Regions from separate parts of the Homo sapiens genome. Here region 2 is linked to region 1. A link is a loop called in an ENCODE intact Hi-C map of the cell type or tissue named here. Cell type or tissue: GM12878. All regions are shown on one strand. Each heading gives the region's core, and the rest is flanking DNA. Links, peaks and the distances in the headings are about the cores only. Region 1 overlaps ANXA10 (annexin A10). Region 2 overlaps CBR4 (carbonyl reductase 4).

The links. Peaks named below come from ENCODE experiments on the same cell type or tissue, not always from the same donor. Only the 100,000 strongest peaks of a DNase experiment are listed, where the experiment ranks them.
Region 2: it touches region 1 in a loop (5-fold over the local background); 12 of 110 quality-filtered maps call a loop at or near these places.

What each region holds. Positions count from the first base shown.
Region 1 is chr4:168,182,497-168,192,659 of GRCh38, forward strand. ANXA10 (annexin A10) reads left to right here. Exons shown (of 12, transcript NM_007193.5): 11 at 2,063-2,185; 12 at 4,870-5,240. The coding sequence ends at 4,938. The region is part of intron 2 of LOC105377524 (a long non-coding RNA gene); the gene reads right to left. Among named protein-coding and RNA genes, the nearest start is that of ANXA10, 95 kb to the left of the region's middle. In GM12878, for the core only: no CTCF peak of the experiment used is centred there; a DNase peak (open chromatin) is centred at 6,505.
Region 2 is chr4:168,997,662-169,007,824 of GRCh38, forward strand. It overlaps CBR4 (carbonyl reductase 4), which reads right to left. Exons shown (of 5, transcript NM_032783.5): 2 at 9,975-10,095; 3 at 9,094-9,230; 4 at 4,410-4,544. It also overlaps the pseudogene RNY4P17. Among named protein-coding and RNA genes, the nearest start is that of CBR4, 7.5 kb to the right of the region's middle. In GM12878, for the core only: a CTCF peak has its summit at 8,244; no DNase peak of the experiment used is centred there.

The sequences.
Region 1 (10,163 bases), core at 5,040-7,539:
ATTTTGTTTTGTGTTTTTAGTAGAGACGGGGTTTCACTGTGTTACCCAGGATGGTCTCGATTTCCTGACTTCGTGATCCGCCCGCCTCGGCCTCCCAAAGTGCCGGGATTACAGGCGTGAGCCACCGCGCCCGGCCTGGAGCGTTCATTTTTTTAAAAAACAAACACTTAAGTGCATCATCACATAATGCACTCCTTATCCATATCTACATGAAACAAAAAAAGAAAGTCTCGGCCGCGCGCAGTGGCTCATGCCTGTAATCCCAGCACTTTGGGAGGCCGAGGCGGGTGGATCACGAGGTCAGGAGATCTAGACTGTCCTGGCTAACACGGTAAAACCCCGTCTCTACTAAAAATACAAAAAATTAGCCGGGCGTGGTTGCAGGCATCTGTAGTTCCAGCTACTCGGGAGGCTGAGGCAGGAGAATGGCCTGAACCCTGGAGGCGGAGCTTGCGTGAGCCGAGATCGCGCCACTGCACTCCGGCCTGGCGACAGAGCGAGACACCGTCTCGGAAAAAAAAAAAAAAAAAAAAGAAAAAAGAAAAGAAAAAGAAAGTCTCATAGAGATAATTATATACATGTCGTAGCCTTGAAAACTCAAAGAAAACGATTAAAAATAATCCAATAATACAGTAATTTTAATCATCAGTTTTATCCTCAAGGTAAATTTAACAGATATACTTCTTAAAAGTAGCCAGCATGCTGGGAAAATATGTTAATAGTCAGGAGTATGTTATTATATATCTTCTGCAGTGTATTTTCTCATTTATGCAAAGGAAGAACCTGGATAACCCCAGAACACAAAAGGAAGATCAATGCTCACAGTCTTGCTTCTCTCCTATTCTATTTTCTAGGAGAAACAGTTGATTTGGTTAAACATTTATTTGAAATAGTGTATTTGGAAATGCTATAGGATGATTTCAATTGTTTCCTTCTCAAAGAACCAACCACTACAACAACAGTATGAAGCTTCACTTGTGAATGATTATGGGAAAATAACTACAATTACCTTGATTCCAATTATGCACAAATTCAAGGCTACTTATTCTAATAGTACATGAAAACTGTATTTTTGCTGTGTATGTGTTATAAGGCAATAGGAAGATATGCGTATTCACAAATGGTTTGTAGGTACGGAGAAGGATTGTATATTCAAGTAATGTAATTTTTGATACCTGAAGACCTCAAATGTCAAATGTTTGTCAAAAAGCTGCTTTAATCACCCCTGAACCAAAGATATATTCTGTGTTCTCCTCCAGTGAACTCTAAAGTGAACGATCTACATTTTAAGTTTGAATACTTGTTAGATCATTCATTTTAACCACCTCAAATTATGAAAAGTTTATTAGTAATATACATTCAAAACATTGTCTTCAAAAATCAGATTCTGTTTTCTGGCCACTAGATGTCACGATTACTCTGTTTGGAAAGACAATTTGAAACTGATTTGTTAGGGTGCAGTATTTCTGGGGCTAGCATACAGACATTGATTTTGTATTTTTCTGCATTTGAATTTAAACCGGCAAATATTTGAATCACCTAGAATTCTAATTTTTTATAATTTATCAATGATGACAAGAAAATAAAATTAAAATGTTACTGCTGTCTTAGACAAATCAATGTCCATCTGACAGAGCTGAGAATGTCTTCCCCTCCAAGGAAGAATTCTTACCAGGAAGGACCACAGGATCAGATTTGCAGTTTATAATGCAGTGTGAGTGGGACGGTGTGAAGGTTAACAAGGCTAGAAAGGGGGAGCAACTATTGCAGAATCAGGGTGAAATGATAAGGGTCAGAGTCAAGGTCGTGGCACTGGAATAGAGAGCACAAGGCATTCAGAAAATAGAAGAGAATAATTCACTGTCAGCATGCGGTAAGGGAGAGGGAGAAGTGACAGAAATGACTCAGGATCTGAACCACAGCCTGTGTGGCCAGTGATGCCAGTGTTGGAAGAACTCAGGAAGAAGAGAAAATGACTACAGAAAAGGGGTGTGTCCACTTGGGACAGACTGACTTTTAGGATGCTGTCTTCTCATTTCTCCCACTTTTCTGTATCTTTTAGGACTTTGGTTTCCATAATAAAACTGTAATCAGGATTCTCATTGCCAGAAGTGAAATAGACCTGCTGACCATAAGGAAACGATACAAAGAGCGATATGGAAAATCCCTATTTCATGATATCAGAGTAAGTTTCCGACACATGATTTATTTGGACCCACATTTTCTCCTTTTTGAAACTGAGATAAAAGTTCTCATTCAAATAACTTCATGGCAGACTCTAAAAAGTTAACTATTCAGACAGGGATAACCTAGTTTTTTTCCTCTACACAGTCTTTAGAACATCGGCAGGTGCTAACTTAGAAAACCCTTTACCTCAGCTGGGCGTGGTGGCTAATGCCTGTAATCCCAGCACTTTGGGAGGCTGAGGCAGGCAGATCACGAGGTCAGGAGATCCAGACCAACCTGGCTAACACGGTGAAACCCCGTCTCTACTAAAAATACAAAAAATTAGCCAGGTGTGGTGGCACACGCCTGTAGTCCCAGCTACCCGGGAGGCTGAGGCAGGAGAATCGCTTGAACCCGGGAGGCGGAGCTTGCAGTGAGCTGAGATTGCGCCACTGCACTCCAGCCTGGGCAACAGAGTGAGACTCCATCTCAAAAAAAGAAAAAGAAAAAAAAAAGAGAACCCTTTACCTCAGCGACAGAACTTATTCCTCTTTGATGTGTTTTACCCAGAAGCATTGATGCAGTCATGCAAAATATTCATTCTCTATAATTGTGCTTAAAGAGCTAAATTCTGAAGTATGATCAGGCTCAGGAAAAATATATATTGCAAAAGGCTGCATTACTTTTGAAGAGGTTTCTTAAATCAGTTGAGCTGTCCTCTCATATTGTCATAGAAGGCAGGGCAGTCAGTCAAATATCATAAACTGCTAATTCGGAGGGACTTAATGTTCCTAGCTATATACAACTCTACATATCCTTATCCCTTTAGCCCTTGAAGGGCAAAGGAGCAATGATTCAGTACTGAACAAGCCAGTGTTTTCATTCTGATACTTTTAAACTTCATGCATTTTGATACAACCTAACAAAGAATCCTCAGAATATATAGGACCATTTACTAACTGAGAGCCTAGTGGAAAATAAAAATGCTTGGCACTGTGTTCAAAAAAGTTTCAAGAATTTCAGGATGGGGAGAGCAGAGCATTAAACCAAGCCAAGCACAGGGACATAAGAATAGAACTGAACTTATATTTTGTGCAGAACTAAAAGCTATTACCTTGTTCACGTTGTTTTCATCTGAAATTTGTAATTCCAAGAAGCAGTGTTTTAGTTTATTGAAAGAGTAATCTAGAAGCAATCTAAAGCCCAAGAGATCACATAATACAGAAGACTTTGTAGGCCTCTGGAGAGCTGAAATGGTTTCTAAGAGGAAGAGTTGATGGAGCAGTTAAGAGAAATCTTATTCCTTCATCTTTGATAAAACTCTCCTACAGCCACTTTCAAAACTCTAAACTCTTTTAGTGATGAGAAATGCATGGCATAATTCATTTTCTAAATGAATACATTAGTTCTTAGGCACTTATTATAATTAATCACAACCGACTCAAAGTCTGCTAATATGAAAATGTAATTAATGTAACTTTGCTATGTACATTTAAAGTACTGAATTATCATTACATGACTTTGTGCCAAAGCACCTTAATATGAAAGTTGATACTTAACAAAGAAACATTTTATAATATTTATTTACTACTATCATTGATTTTGGAAAATATAGAAATTATAGAAGACCATTACAAGAAAATTAAAACCTCCCTAATTTTCTACAGAAAATCATTAATAAACTTTTATTCTGCTATGGTGTGCATGTTTGTGTCTCCTGAAAATGTATCTGCTGAAATTCTAACCCCAAAGAAGTGATGATACTAGGAGGTGGGGTCTTTGTGAGGTGATTAGGTCATGAACGTGGAGCCCATGAATGGGATTAATGTCCTTATAAAATAGGCCAAAGAGAACACCTTTGTCCCTTCTGCCATGTGAGCTTAGAATGAGAAGAAGGCTGTCTACGAGAGACAGGCACTCAGCAGGCACCACATCTGCTTGATCTTGGCCTTGCCAGCCTCTAGAGCTGTTAGAAATAAATTCCTATTGTTTATAAGTCACCCAGTTTATGGTACTTTTGTCACAGCTGCCTGAACACACTAAGACAGGTACTTTCAGTCATTTTCTAAAGCTATATAAATAATAATATGTTTTGCTATGTAAAAGAGTATTTTTATTGAATCATGGTATTCTGCTGTATAAGCTATAAAGTACACAAACTACCTCACATTATTATACATTGCTTCTCAGTTTTTCACTATTATACATAATATTATGGTGTATATATTTTTAGCACAAAACTTTGTGCTTATCAATGATTGATAATAACTTTCTTAATATATATTTCTTGAGGTAGAATTACTACATTAATAATTATAAATATTTTTAAATCTTTTGAGACATATTAATTTGTTCTCCACATTCTACATTCATTTATAACAATAATAATAATAACATTAGGGTACATCTTCCTAAAGTTGAGGAGAATATTTAATTCTAAGGCAAGTTCTTATAAATACACATTCAGGTTCAACCGACTTTATGTAAACCACATACTACTGACTGTAACCAGAGCATTATTCTTCAACAACTTTCATTGGGAGCAGTACTTAGGGCATGTTAAACCTTTAGATGAGAAAAGTAAATAAGTTTAGAAAGGCTAATGGTCCATGGCTCTTTCATAGTGCAGTCCAGAGGAATTATGCTTCCTTTTTAGAACTATTATGATATTTTATTTCAAATATATTATATTTTTCTTTTCAGAATTTTGCTTCAGGGCATTATAAGAAAGCACTGCTTGCCATCTGTGCTGGTGATGCTGAGGACTACTAAAATGAAGAGGACTTGGAGTACTGTGCACTCCTCTTTCTAGACACTTCCAAATAGAGATTTTCTCACAAATTTGTACTGTTCATGGCACTATTAACAAAACTATACAATCATATTTTCTCTTCTATCTTTGAAATTATTCTAAGCCAAAGAAAACTATGAATGAAAGTATATGATACTGAATTTGCCTACTATCCTGAATTTGCCTACTATCTAATCAGCAATTAAATAAATTGTGCATGATGGAATAATAGAAAAATTGCATTGGAATAGATTTTATTTAAATGTGAACCATCAACAACCTACAACAAGAGAGTCTGCTCAAGGCCGTCTTTATCATGATTTGAAAGACCAAGGAAAATGCAGTGTGACCATCCTAGTTTGGGGAATTTTTGAGACTCCTATACAATTACAATAAAGCTAGAGTGATCATCTACAGCAGGCTTTAAAAATAAGTAAAGACGTAAACCAGCAAAATGTGGCCGGGCATGGTGGCTCATGCCTATAATCTCAGCACTTTGGGAGGCCAAGGCAGGCAGATCACTAGGTCAGGAGTTCGAGACCAGCCTGACCAACATGGTGAAACCCTGTCTCTACTAAAAATACAAAAATTAGCTGGGCGTAGTGGCAGGTGCCTGTAATCCCAGCTACTCAGGAGGCTGAGGCAGAAGAATCGCTTGAACACAGGAGATAGAGGTTGTGGTGAGCCGAGATCGCACCACTGCACTCCAGCCTGGGCGACACAGCAAGACTCTGTCTCAAAAAAAAAAAAAGATATAAACCAGTAAAATGCAGCCAGATATATGCTTGCCTGGATTAGACGTATAAGAGATTTGGGTGTAAAAATACTGTGTGTGGCCAGGCGCGGTGGCTCACACCTGTAATCCCAACACTTTGGGAGGCTGAGGCGGGTGGATCACGAGGTCAGGAGATTGAGACCACGGTGAAACCCCATCTCTACTAAAAATACAAAAAATTAGCCGGGCACGGTGGTGGGCGCGTATAGTCCCAGCTACTTGGGAGGCTGAGGCAGGAGAATGGTGAGAACCAGAGAGGCGGAGCCTAGATCACACCACTGCACTCCAGCCTGGGAGACAAAGCAAGACTCCGTCTCAAAAAAAAAAAAAAAATATATATATATATATATATATATATATATATATATAGTGTGTGTGTGTGTGTGCACGTGTGTGTGTTTGACTTGCAGCTATTCTTTTTTTGTGACAGTACTTAACCAACTACTTGCCCAAGCTATGTGAGAAAAGCCATTTCTCTCTGTTTTTATCTTCACCTTTTAACAGCAGCCTCAACGACTTTTGGAAGTTATGATATGCTTTTTTGGTGCCATCAGTAGAGCATGGTCTCTTCTGTCTCTCAAGGTTCAGAAAGTTAGGAGTGACAAAGAAAAAATACTCACTGAGATCAGATTTGGGGAATAACCTAAACTGATGCCACAATCTAGCCAGGACTGAAACCAGAGGCAAGATGGGTGAGTGTAACCTGGAACCAAAAGGAAGAAAATTCTCATCCTGAAAACACATGAAAGTGTAAAATTCACTAGTAAAGCAAACACACAAATGAGGAAGAGAAAGGAGTCACATGGTACCACCACTGAAAAACACCAAACCACAAGAATAAACAGAGGAAAAAAAAAGAAGCAAAGAATATACAAAACAACCAGTAAATAACTAACAATATGATAGGAACAAAACCTCGTATATCAGTAATAACCTTGAATAAAAACAGATTACATTCTCCACTTAAAAGATATACACTGGCTGAAAGGCTAAAAACAGATCCAACTATATGCTGCCTACAAGAAATGCACTTCACCTATGAAGACACATATAGACTGAAAATAAAACTATGGAAAAGATATTTCAAGCAAACAGAAACCCAAAGCAAGCAGAAGTAGCTATATTTATAGTACATAAAATAGACTTTATGTCAAAAAGTAAGAAAAAGACTACATAAGTCATTTCATAATAATAAAAGAACCAATCCAGTGAAATGAAATAACAATTCTAAATATATATGTACCCAACATTAGAGCATCCAGATTCAGAGAGTAAATACTACCAGATCTAAACAGAGAGATGAACTCCAATACAATAATATTGCAAGAATTCAACACCCCACCTTTAGCATTAGGCAGATCATTGAGAAATAAAATTAACAAAGAAACATTGTATTTAAACTGCACTTTAGGGTTGGGCATGGTGGTTCATACCAGTAGTCTCAGCTACTTGGGAGGCTAAGGTGGGAGGATTGCTTGAGCCCAGGAGGTTGAGACTGCAGTGAACTGTGATAATGCCACTGCAGTCCAACCTGGGCAACAGAGTGAGACCCTGTCTCAAAAAATAAATAAATAAGTAAACTGCTTTTTATACTAAATAGACCTAACGGACACTTATAGAACATTTTCTGTAACAACTACAGAAGACACATTCTTCTTATCAGCACGTGCAACATTCTCCAGAAAGGACTATATATTAGACCATAAAACAGTCCCATTGAATTTTTAAAAAATCAAAGTCATATCAAGCATCTTTTCAGACTACAATGAAATAAAACTAAAAATCCATAACAAGAGGAACTTTGGAATGTATACAAATAGGTGGAAATCAAACATGTTGCTAGATGAACATCAGATCAGTAAAAAAAATGAAGATGGAAATCAGAAAGTTTCTTGGACAAATGAAAATGGAAACACAACATACCAAAACCTGTGTAATACAGTAAAAGCAGTGCTAAGAAGGAAGTTTATAGCAATAAATAACTACATAAAGAAATATTTCAAATAAAATCTGACAATGCACTTCAAGGAACTAGAGGATCAAAAACAAACAATACCCAAAATTAGCAGAAGAAAAGAAAAATAAAGATTACAGCAGAACTAAATGAAGTTGAGACTAAAAAAACCAATACAAAGGATCACCAAAATGAAAAAATGGTTCTTCTAGAAAAGAATCAAAATTGATAAACTTCTAGCTAGACTAACCAAGAAGAGAGACACAAATAAACAAAAACAGAAATGAAAATGGAGGCATTAAAACTGATATCACAGAAATATAGAAGATAATCAAAGACTATTATGAACAACTGTATGCTAACAACCTGAAAAACCTAGGAGAAATGAATAAATTCGTGCAAACATAAAACCTATCAAGATTGAATCAGAAAGAAATAGAAAACAAGAAAAGACCAATAATGAATAGTAATTAGAATTGGTAATAAAATGTCTTCCAACAAAGAAAAGACCAGGACCAAATAGATTCTCTGCTGAATTCTGTCAAATGTATAATGAAGAACTTATATCAATCCTCCACAAACTATTCCAAAAGACTGAAGAGGAGGGAATTCTCCCTAACTCATTTAACAAGGCCAGCATTACCAAATGCTGATACCAAAACCAGACAAGGAAAACTACAGGCCAATATACCTGATGAACATAGATGCAAAAATCCTAAAGAAAATACTGGCAAATTAAATCCAATAGCACATCAAAAGGATAATACATCACAAACAAGTGGGACTTATTCCAGGGGTACTATGATGGGTTGACATATGCAGATGAATAAATATGATGATAAATCACATCAACAGAATGAAGGACAAGAAACGTGATTATCTCAATAGATGCAGAAAAAGTATTTGATAAAATCCAACACTCCCTCATGATAAAAACACTCAACAAACTAGGTATAGAAGGAACATATAACAAAATAATAAAGGTCATTTATTACAAACCCACAGCTAACATCATACTGAATGGAGAAATATGGAAAGCATTTCATCCAGGAACTGGAACAAGACAAGGATGTCTACTTGCATCACTCCTATTCAACATGTTACTGGAAACCTTAGCCAGATTAGTCAGTTAAGAAAAAGAAATAAAATGCATCCAAATTGGGGAAAAGGAAGTCAAATTGTCCCTCTCTGCAGATAACAGAATTTTATATTATTTAAAAAAAAGAAAAAACAAAAGACTCCACAAAAAACTCCTAGAACTGATAAGCATATGCAGTAAAGTTTCAGGATACAAAATCATAACACAAAAATCAGTCACATGCCTATACACCAATAACGAAATACCCCAAAGAGAAATCAAGAACTAAATCCTATTTACAACAGCTACCAAAAAAATGCCTAGGAATAAATTTAATGAAGGAAGTGAAAGATTTCTACTAGGAAAACTACAAAACACTGATGAAAAAATTAAAGAGGACAAATGGAAAGATACTATGTGCTCATGGATCAGAAGAATTAATATCATTAAAATGATTATGTAACCCAAAGCAATCTACAGATTCAATTCAATCCCTATCAAAACACCAATGTCAGTTTTCACAAAAATAGAAAAAATTAGCCTGACACTTGTATTAATCAAAAAAGATCCAGAAAAGCTAAAGCAATCCTGAGCAAAAAACAAAGCCAGAGACATCACAATACCTGATTTCCCAACATATTACAAGCCTATAGTAACCAAAACAACATTGTATTAATGGAAAAATAGACAGATAGACCAAAGAAACAGAATAGAGACTCAAGAAATAAATCTATATATTTACAGTCAATTGATCTTCAACAAAGTCATGAGGAACATACACTGGGGAAAAGACACCTTCTTCAATAAATGGTACATTAAAAAAAACTGGCTAGCCATATGCAGAAGAATGAGACTAGACCCCTATGTCTATGTACAAAAATCAACTCAAGATGGATGAACAACTTAAATGTGATACCTGAAACTATAAAACTACTAGAAGAATACATAGGGAAAACTCTTCAGGACACTGGTCCATGCAACGATTTTATGACTAAAACCTCAAAATCACAAGCAACAGAACCCAAAATAGACAAAAGGGACTATATTAAACAAAAAAGCTTCTGCACAGCAAAAGAAACATTCAATAAGTGAAGAGACAACTGCTTGAATAGGAGAAACTGTTTGCAAACTACTCATTCAAAAGGGGGCTGTATCCAGAATATATAAGGAACTCAAACAACTCAACAGTAAAAAACCAATAGTCCCATTAAAAATTGGGCTAAGACATGAATAGACATTTCTCAAGAAGAAATACAAGTGGCCAAGAGGTATATGACAAAATGCTCAAGATCACTAATCATCAGGGAAATGCAAGTCAAAACTACAATGAGATATCACCTCACCTCAGTTACAATGGCTTTTATTTAAAAATCACAAAATAACAGATGCTGGTGAGAAT
Region 2 (10,163 bases), core at 7,113-9,612, 820 kb after region 1:
ATAAATAGAAACACCTCATTTCCATATCCCTAGGTCATTATTTTAGTTTTCAACATTTTTATATACAGCAGAGCCTTTATATTTAAAAAGGCATCAGGATTTTAGCCTATCACTAGTACTAACAATTGTGAGATGGGGCACTATTTGATGTATCTGCCAGATAAGATGTCCACTCTTTGATGTAAGTTTCTAGGACTCAAAAAGAACAAAAACAACCCAACACTTTTCTAAGGGAGAAGAAATAAGGCTCTTACCAAAAAGCTAAACCAAGATTTTAACTAGAACAAATTTCTATGTCTTAATATTATATTTGTAGAGGGAAGCAGAGTGGGAAATCAACTTCATTCCAAACAGCACATAAGAACACTTAGAATATCTTCTCTGAGTAGCTAACAAACTCATGCAAATCTTTGTCAACAAGATTTTCTCCAAGTAGTAAACATAAAAGCTCTTCAACTTAAAAAATAAAGTACTGAAACACTTAAGGTATCCTGTAGAAATAAACATAATACTATTTGTCAAAATTAAAAATGCACATACCTCTGAAGCCTTTGCAGTTCCAGTCCCAAGATTACACTCATATACTTGCAAATGTGCAAAATAAACTCCATACAAGTATTGTCACTGCATCATTAGTTGTAACAGAAAAAGTTCAGAACAAAACTAAATGTCCATCAAAAGGCAACAGGTTAAATAAATTAGGTATACCTTTAAAACAAACATCATTTTCTGTTTTCATTCAGTCATTAAAAGTGACATAACAGTCACAAAACACCAAATATTACATGATTCAATTTATATGAAATGTCCAGAATATGCAAATCTGTAGATACAGAAAGTAGTTTAGTGTACTGGGGAGATTGGAAAGAAATAGGGAATGAATGTTAATGGGTTTAGGATTTCTTTAAGGATGATGAAAACGTTCTAAAATTTACTGTGGTGAAGATTGAACAATTCTGGGACTATACTAAAACCACTGAATTGACTGAATTGTAAACTTTAAATGGGTGAATTGTATGGTATGTGAATTGTATTTCCACAAAGCTGTTATTTAAAAAAGTGAAGCAGCTCTATATGGAATAACACAGAAACATCACCAAGGTATCTTGTTCTATGAATAAAGGAAGATACAGAAAGCTGTGAATTGCATGATACAATTTGTGTTTTCTTACACTCATGCCCAGCATGCTTTATTGGCTTATATATGAAATACAAAAGAAACTTTGTAGTTAACAGCAACTACTTTTAAGTAACTGAATGTCCAGAGGAGAAAAGACTCTTTATGCCTTTTTGTACTTTTGAATTTCGTACTATATGTATTATCTATTCAAAACACATATTTTTTAAGGTAATACAGCCATTACAGTTTCCATTTATCAAATATTATTTCTAATATTCAATATCTTCCAATCAGTATGATTTCCCATGAACAGTTTATTTTATATTTAAAGTAATACCAAAGATTAGCAGCTATTGATCTTTAAAAAGTCAACAGTATTAGGCAATGAATCGCAGCCTAATTTATTATTTTCCTTGTTCCTTGCTTTTCCTGTTATAATTTGCTTTTAAACTGTTTTCCTGCTAATTGGAAACTCCATTTGAAGGTGACCAGGAAAACTGACATAAAAGGACACATATTTGTTAACTGTGATGTTTGTTAGCTGTGTTACAAGATCTGTTGAAGAATCTGGTTGAAATTACTATCTAAAATAAAGTTGGTAAGTAATCCACAGAACTGATTTAATTCTACTATTTCAAGTTGCACTTTGCTTCTGACAAATGATGCATATTCATACCATCAAATCTGCTAAATATACATAAAGGCCACTCTATTAAATGGCCACATTTTCAGCTACAGGTTTTTATCTGTAGTATAAATTGCACTGGAAATCCATAATATATAAATATATATTATGCTCTATAAGGGTTGTATGCTCAACAAAAAAGGGGAGTGATAAATAAAACCACCACTTTCAAAAAAAAAAAAAAAAAACTGCACTGGAAAGTAAAATCTTTAAGAAAGAAAGACTACAACCACACTTCCATAACAATCTTAAAACTTCCCCTTAGTATGCAAACTGGATTCCCACTATTTAGTCTACTGCCTTGACAACTATTTACTCTAAACTAGACAAAATTAAGCATTCTTTCCTTCTTCAACATTTCTATAGCACCATATATGTACCTCTATTTTATATTCGTCATATGACACTGCAATTATTTGTTTACATGTCAGTCTTTTTCACTATACTTAGCTCCTTGTGCAGAAATATCTTATTCATTCCTGTAATTTGGGGAGCTAGCTCAGTCCCTACACGTAGGAGACATGCCAGAAAGTTTGCTGCATGAGTTATTGTTAGCTAAGTACACTTCCATTCCCCGAAACCATTCAGCTTTTGTATTATCATGAACTAAAATTAACCCTTCATTACCCACAGTATTCCAATCCTGAAAAGAGAAGGAAGCAAATACATGTAGTTCCAAACCACAAATAATTTATTCCACAGATAGTTCATCTAGGCTAACGCTAAAAATCAATCAGCTTGCATAAAGCATACACAAAGAGAAAACAGTGCTAAGATAACAACAATGCTGCTTCTGGATTGTTTTTTCTTTTTCTTTCTCTCCCTACTCCCAGCAAATAGATGTATCTGAACCACAGTCACTTATCAAATATTCATAGATTTAGAATGTCTGAATGTAGCTAGTTGCTATGAGAAAAAAAAAAAAGAAAAGAAAAGAATTGAAATAAAGACACACTATAGACCAAAAGGGTTAATAGGATATTTTGATAAATCCCTGATACCTGCTGGCTCAACTTCAGTGCCAAAGAAAACACCAACTGTAAGGTCCAAGCTGGAGCCATTAGTGACCGGAAAGGGAAAGGTAGCAAAGGTCTACTTCAGCCCTCTCTTTCTTACAAAGGACCAGCAAACCAAAATAAACTGCCTTTTCTTATATAGGTGATTAATTCTTAAGTACCTACAGTAGGCTAGGACAAAGATTCCATGGCTAACTGGCAGAGGTAGATAAAAACACTTGTGTTACTCAAAAACCAAGTAAATACCTAATCAAAATTTCTAGCACACCAGCTAATTAGTGATCATATATTTTTGAGTTTTAGCACCTTTTTATTACCCTCTTCATTAATCCAGGCAATTTTATCAACTAGTACCCTGGCGAAAGGCAAATAATGGAAAAGTAAAAATTAGGAAAATGGGAGGTTCCAGATAGTTTAGACAGACCATAGTAGTAAAAGGACAAAACTATCTAAAGTTTGTGTAATGATATAAAGAAAATCTAAAAAGAATTTTTTTTTTAATTTTTATAGAGACAGGGTCTCAACAGGGTCTCGCTCTGTCACCTAGGCTGGAGTACAATGGCATGATCATAGCTCACTGCAACCTCCAACTCCTGGACTCCAGCAATCCTCCTGCTTCAGCCTCCCAAATAGCTGGGACTATAGGTGTGCACCACCACACCCAGCTAATTTTTTTTTTTTTTTTTCGGTACAGACAGCATCTTGCTATGTTGCTCAGGCTGATCTGGAACTCCTGGCCTCACAATACTCCTGCCTCAGCCTCCCACATGAGCTACCATACCTGGTAGGACATTATTTTTAAGCTCCCATTAGGTGGAAATCAAAAGACAAAGCTTTTAGTAACAGTTCTTCCATAAACTAGCTGTGTAACCTTAGGCAAGTCACTCTGAATCCCAGGTACAGTTTTCTAATCTACAAAAATGACTGGAAAAAATTATTTCTAAGACCCTCTCCACCTTAAGTTATTCCACTAGTGCAAAATTTAAAAATAAAGACTCTTATGGTTTGGATGTCTGTCCCCTCCAAATCTCATGTTGAAATGTGATTCCCAATGTTGGAGGTGGGCCTAGCGGGAGGTGTTTGGGTCATGGAGGCGGATTCCTCATGAATAGCTTGGTGCCCTCCACATGGTAAATAATGAGTTCTCACTGTTAGTTCATGCCAGAGCTGGTTGTTTAGAGCCTGCCACCTCCTCTCTCTCTTGCTCCTGCTATCCCCATATGACTTGGCTGCTACCTCTTTACCTTCCGCCATGACTGAAAAAAAGTTTCCTGGGCCTCACCAGAAGCTGAGCAGATGTTGGTGTCATGCTTGTACAGCCTGCAGGCCCGAGAGCCAAATAAGCCTCTTTTTTTTATGAATTACCTCAGACAGTCCTTTAGAGCAATGCAAACAGGCTAACACATAGACTTTATATAGAATATGAGGTACAAAAAATTTTTTTGAGTCCCCCAGTTCATTATTTGATTCTTTTCACAATCATTTTACAAACTATTCTACCCAGATGTCAATTACTAATGTTCCAAATAATGGCTTCCCTATAAAACAATAATCATAATCAAGTTATTTTAATAAAGTTTTCACTAACCTGGTGCAACTACATTCACTCTAATTTTCTTTCTTGCTACCTCTTTAGCAAGAGCACGTGAAAATCCAACTAATCCTCCTTTACTGGCACTGTAAACGGACTGGCCAGAGTTGCCTTTTAAGCCAACAATGCTTCCTAGGACAAAAAAAAAAAAAAAAAAAAAAAAAGCGTATTAAATTCAATTAATGGGGTTACTTGAAAATTTAGATAATTTATAGTAAACAAAAAGGTAAAACCCACTTCACCTTGTCCTTTGTTAAAATTAGAAATTCTAACCATTGTCATCAGTCATTTACGGAAGATTTAAGAGTCCAAGTCTGCTCCAGATACATACAGAAAATAGCATCTGAAAGCAGCTGATACAAAACTGCCAATGCAGGTGCTTGCGAATTGATTCACTACGTGAAGGGGATGCACTCTAATCTCTGAGTAGGTCAGATATGATGAAAATTCTGTGGTATTTATAAAGGCTTCCAGCAGGTAGAGGTTAAAGCCAGAAAAAGTCAGACAAAAGCTGACTAATTTTATGATTCTACAACACAGACATAAGGCAGAAAGCTCTCGTTTTCACCCTAAAAACTAGTTCATTTGAAGCTAAATCTCACTAAAATTGAATTACATGCATAACTCATTTTATTGTTCTGCTTTATTGTGCTTTGCAGATATTGCATTTTTTTTTTTTTTTTTTAACAAATTGAAGGCTTGTAGCAACCTTGCAACAAGCAATTCTATTAGCACTTTTCCAACACCATGGCTCACTGTGAGCAGTGCTCACTCTGTGTCTCTTTGTCACATTTTGGTAATTTTCATACCATCTTAAATTTTTTCATTATTATTACATCTGTTATAATGATCTGTGATCAGTGATTCTTGATGTTTACTGCTGTTGGGGTGCCACAAACAAAATATTACTGCTCACTGACAATGCATCTGGTCACCAAAGAGCTCTGATGGATATGTACAAGGAGATTAATGTTGTTTTCGTGCCTGTTAACACAATATCCTTTCTTCAGCTCATGGATCAAGGGATAATTCTGACTTTCAAGTCTTATTTAAGAAACATTTTATAAGTCTATAGCAGTCATAAATAGTAATTCCTCTTAGGAATCTGGGCAAAGTAAATTAAAAGCCTTCTGGAAAGGATTCACCGTTCTATATGCCATTCAGAACATTTGTGATTCATGGCAGGTCAAAATACCAACATTAACAGAAGTTTGAAAGAAGTTATTTTAACCCTCATGGATGACTTTGTGGGGTTCAAGACTTCAGTGGAGCAGAATTACAAGTGGAGCCTGAAGATGTGACTGAATTGCTGCAATCTTATGATAAAACAAATGGGTGAGGAGTTGCTTCTTATGTATGGATAAACAAAGTTGTTTCTCAAGATGGAATCTCTTCCTTGTGAAGATGTGAATACTGTTGAAAGAAATGACAAAGGATTTAGAATATCCTATAAACTTAGTTGATAAAGCAATAGCAGGGATTGAGAGGAGTGGCTCCAATTTTTAAAGATCTACTTGCATAAAATGCTATCAAACAGCATCACATGCTGCAGAGAAATCTCTCACGAAATGAAGAGTCAATCAATGTGGCAAATTTTGTCTTATTCTAAGACTTGGAACCAAATCAAATGTGCAACAATGACAGACTGGATTAAGAAAATGTGGCACATATACACCATGGAATACTAAGCAGCCATAAAAAATGATGAGTTCATGTCCTTTGTAGGGACATGAATGAAATTGGAAATCATTCTCAGTAAACTATCGCAAGGACAAAAAACCAAACACCGCATGTTCTCACTCATAGGTGGGAACTGAACAATGAGAACACATGGACACAGGAAGGGGAACATCACGCTCTGGGGACTGTTGTGGGGTGGGGGAAGCGGGGAGGGATAGCATTGGGAGATATACCTAACGCTAGATGACGAGTTAGTGGGTGCAGCACACCAGCATGGCACATGTATACATATGTAACTAACCTGCACATTGTGCACGGTACCCTAAAACTTAAAGTATAACAATAATAAAATAAAAAAATAAAAAAAATAAAGAAATTGCCACAGCCACTATTATCAGTCAGCAGCCATAAACATCAAGGCAAGACCCTCCGCCAGCAAAGATTATGACTTGCCAGAAGCTCAGATGATCATTAGCATTTTTTAGCAATAAAGTATTTTTTTAGCAACAAAGTATTTACATTTTTTTTAGATATAATGCTACTGCATACTTAATAGACCATAATATAACTTTTACATGCACTGAGAAACTAAACAATTGGATAAGACAAAATTTGCCACATTGATTGACTCTTCATTTCATGAAAGATTTCTCTGCAGCATGTGATGCTCTTTGATAGCATTTTATCCAAGTAGAACTTTAAAAATTGGAGCCTCTCCTCTCAATCCCTGCTATTGCTTTATCAACTAAGTTTATAGGATATTCTAAATCCTTTGTCATTTCAACAGTATTCACATCTTCACAAGTAGATTCCATCTTGAGAAACAACTTTGTTTATCCATACATAAGAAGCAACTCCTCACCCATTTGTTTTATCATGAGATTGCAGCAATTCAATTTGTGTGACTTACATTCTTGACATATTCGCTTTATTCCGGTGGAGCAGAACCAAAGCTACAATATCTGCGAGACATGCTTGTACTGTCAATCTAAATTGGCAAAGCTTCAATTATACACTTTTTGTAAAAGTGCAATTTCATTACATTCAGTGATATATTGTAAACTGTACTGCCTACTGAAGATTCTTGAGTGACCACATCTAATGAATATGTAATAATAATTTTTAATTCAAATATCAACTATATGCAAATAAACTCTTGCAAAACAGAAGTGGGGAAGTAATTTTCTGCACCACTGACCTGTACTTATGATACAAAAATTAATCAAGGACCTCACAAAATTTTTTTAAAGTAATTTTAAAAAAAGAAAACATTCCAAACATTTCTCTATTAGAATCAACAAGTTCAGTATTAGAATATTTATCTACATTATATATTGTAGGCCAATTAATAACAAAGGAAGAGAACTGTGAAGTACACAGAGAGAACAGACATCAGACTGAAGAAATGCATATGGATAGAGGGGTGTTTATCAGAAAGAAAAATACAGAGACACAAAAAAAGAAAAATACATGCACGAAAAAAATACCAAAACAGGGCTGGTCCGATGGTAGCGGGTTATCAGAACCTATTAACAGTAGTGTCACTAAAGTTAGTATACAACCCCCAACTGCTAAATATGAGTGGCTTTTAAAAGAAAAAAAAACACAAGCTGCTTTAGCAGCTTTGATTCGTGCCACGCACTACTGTTCATCAGGTCAAAAAGTGGTAATTTCTGAAATACCAATGAAGTGTCTGGCAGTTTAAAGTAGTCCTTCCTGTAGTAAGATTCTCAATTTACTATCTATTATTTACTTTTAGCTCAATTCTAAAAGTTTTGCATGCATAAGGAGGACTAATGGGTTTTTTAAATACACCTAAAAAAAAGAAGATTTTAGAGTTAAACAAATATACCTCAGGTTATCAGGTGACAGATACAGGCCTGTTTGCCTGCTTGTAAGTATCCAAAGTCCTTATCTGGCTGTGTTAAAAGGCAAAGGTTGACTCATTGACTAATCTCTTACATAAGAAAACGGATCCCTTAAATTTTTAAGAGTAAATGTCCAAAATGCTCTCATGTCCCCTTAGTTTATTAGCATAGTATTCTTTCCTTTTCTCACTTTCAAAACAGAAAAACTCTAAATTCTGGCTTGAAAAACCATTTCCTACATTTAAAAGAACAGGGTCACTTACTTTTATGGAGCAGCATCTCCCTTCTGTGGCCTTTTAAGGTATTACCATTTGAAAATAAAAAGCAGATGGTATACTATTATTTCCAAATTACCAAACTGAAATAAAATTTCAAGTCATTTTGCATTTTAAGTTCTACAGGCATATACTCCACAGCTTATCTGCCCTGTGGGTTAGATGAACTGAAAACTAGGGGTTACTTACATCCATTCTTAAAAACAGAGAAATTTTATCTTCCTTTAAACCTCTACACAAGATTTAACAGTAACCCATGAAACTGCTGTAGACAATATTATTTAGCCACCACTGTCTACTTTAATTCCTTGTCCATGTTTTAAAAATCAGGTTCCTGGCTGGGCACGTGGCTCACCTCTATAATCCCAGCACTTCGGGAGGATCACTTGAGCCCATGAGTTAAAGACCAGCCTAGGCCACATAGTGTGACCTCGTCTCTATTTAAAAAAAAAAAAATTCACATAAAAATCAGAATGATCCAATTTCTCTTGAAAAATCAAAATTGCTGGCAAAACTGGGACCACATTCTTGCACGGCAACAATCTACTGAATCTAAGTGGTGGCCTCCACCATTCCATATGGGCTCTGGACAATGAAGCTGGATATCATTTATCACATGGCTGGTACTGTCATTTTTCTAGTACTCAGTGGTGTCACTCATTTAACACCTGCCTGACTCCTATAGGGATGTGAATGTGTGATTCTTATTTTACTCATTAATCAATTAATTAAATCCTTTTTTCCACAGATAATATAAATTTCATTCATGTTTCACAATAAATCACAAATTCGTGGATTAAATATTTTTATGGTATGGTATTATGGGATAATCATAAATTCACAAAGGTGAAGACTCACCTACATTAACAATAGACCCTCCCTGTTGTTGAATCATAGTCCTCATGGCAGCTTTACAGGTCAGCATGGAACCCAAGAGGTTAGTATGAAGCTGAGATACCATATCTTCAGTTTTTGTTCTTACTAAAAGACCATCCCTACAAAAAGAAACAGCATATAATAGCATATAATAACAAGATAAAAACCAAAAAGGTCAAGACTAATGTAACATTTTTACTGAGAGTGCAAGAAGTGCTTCCTATCTGAGCTAGAATAGCTAGAATACCTAGAGTCCCATTTTGAACTTGGCTTGAGAAACATTAAAATAACAATTGATAAACCAGAAAGGATCCACTTGGAAGACAGGTTGCTACCCCTTCTCAGCTTGAGTGGCAAATATTCTTAACCCCTAAAAAGTAGTAACATATAGCCAAAATAGTTTGAATGGCCTGAGCAACTGCCATACTAAGCCTTGTTTAGCAAGAAAATTAATATGTTATCTAAATATTCTCTCCTAAATTCATCTTTTAAAAAATAATATCCACTCCATGATTCTATTAGTATTAAGTTCACAAACTGGCAAAACTTATCTGTGGTGACAAAACTCAGAAAACAGTTACCAACAAGGAAGTATTGAGAAGACACTACCTTCTGGAGCACTGGAAACATTCTACGGCTCAATATGGGTGATGATTACAATGTTAAAATCGACTCAACTGGACATTTATTATATGTTGTATCTCAATATAAAGGAAAATAATTTATGGATTGACAAGTTTTAAAATAGTTTTTTCTCCCAGTTAGAAGCAAAATAAACATATTAACTTATACCAATCAAAGACATATTAGGAATAAAAGTTTTAAATATATATATAAGAAACTTATTTAAATCTGTGACCAACCTGTTAATACCAGCTGCATTTACCAAGAAATTTACTCGACCTAAATGTTTCTCCAGCTCTTCAAATGTATTTTGAACATCATGTTCTTTAGCAACATCACAGCTAAATGCCAAATGATCTCCTACACAACAAAGTTAAATAAGAATTACTTATAACTCAAATTTTAAATTTACTCAATACACATTTGTT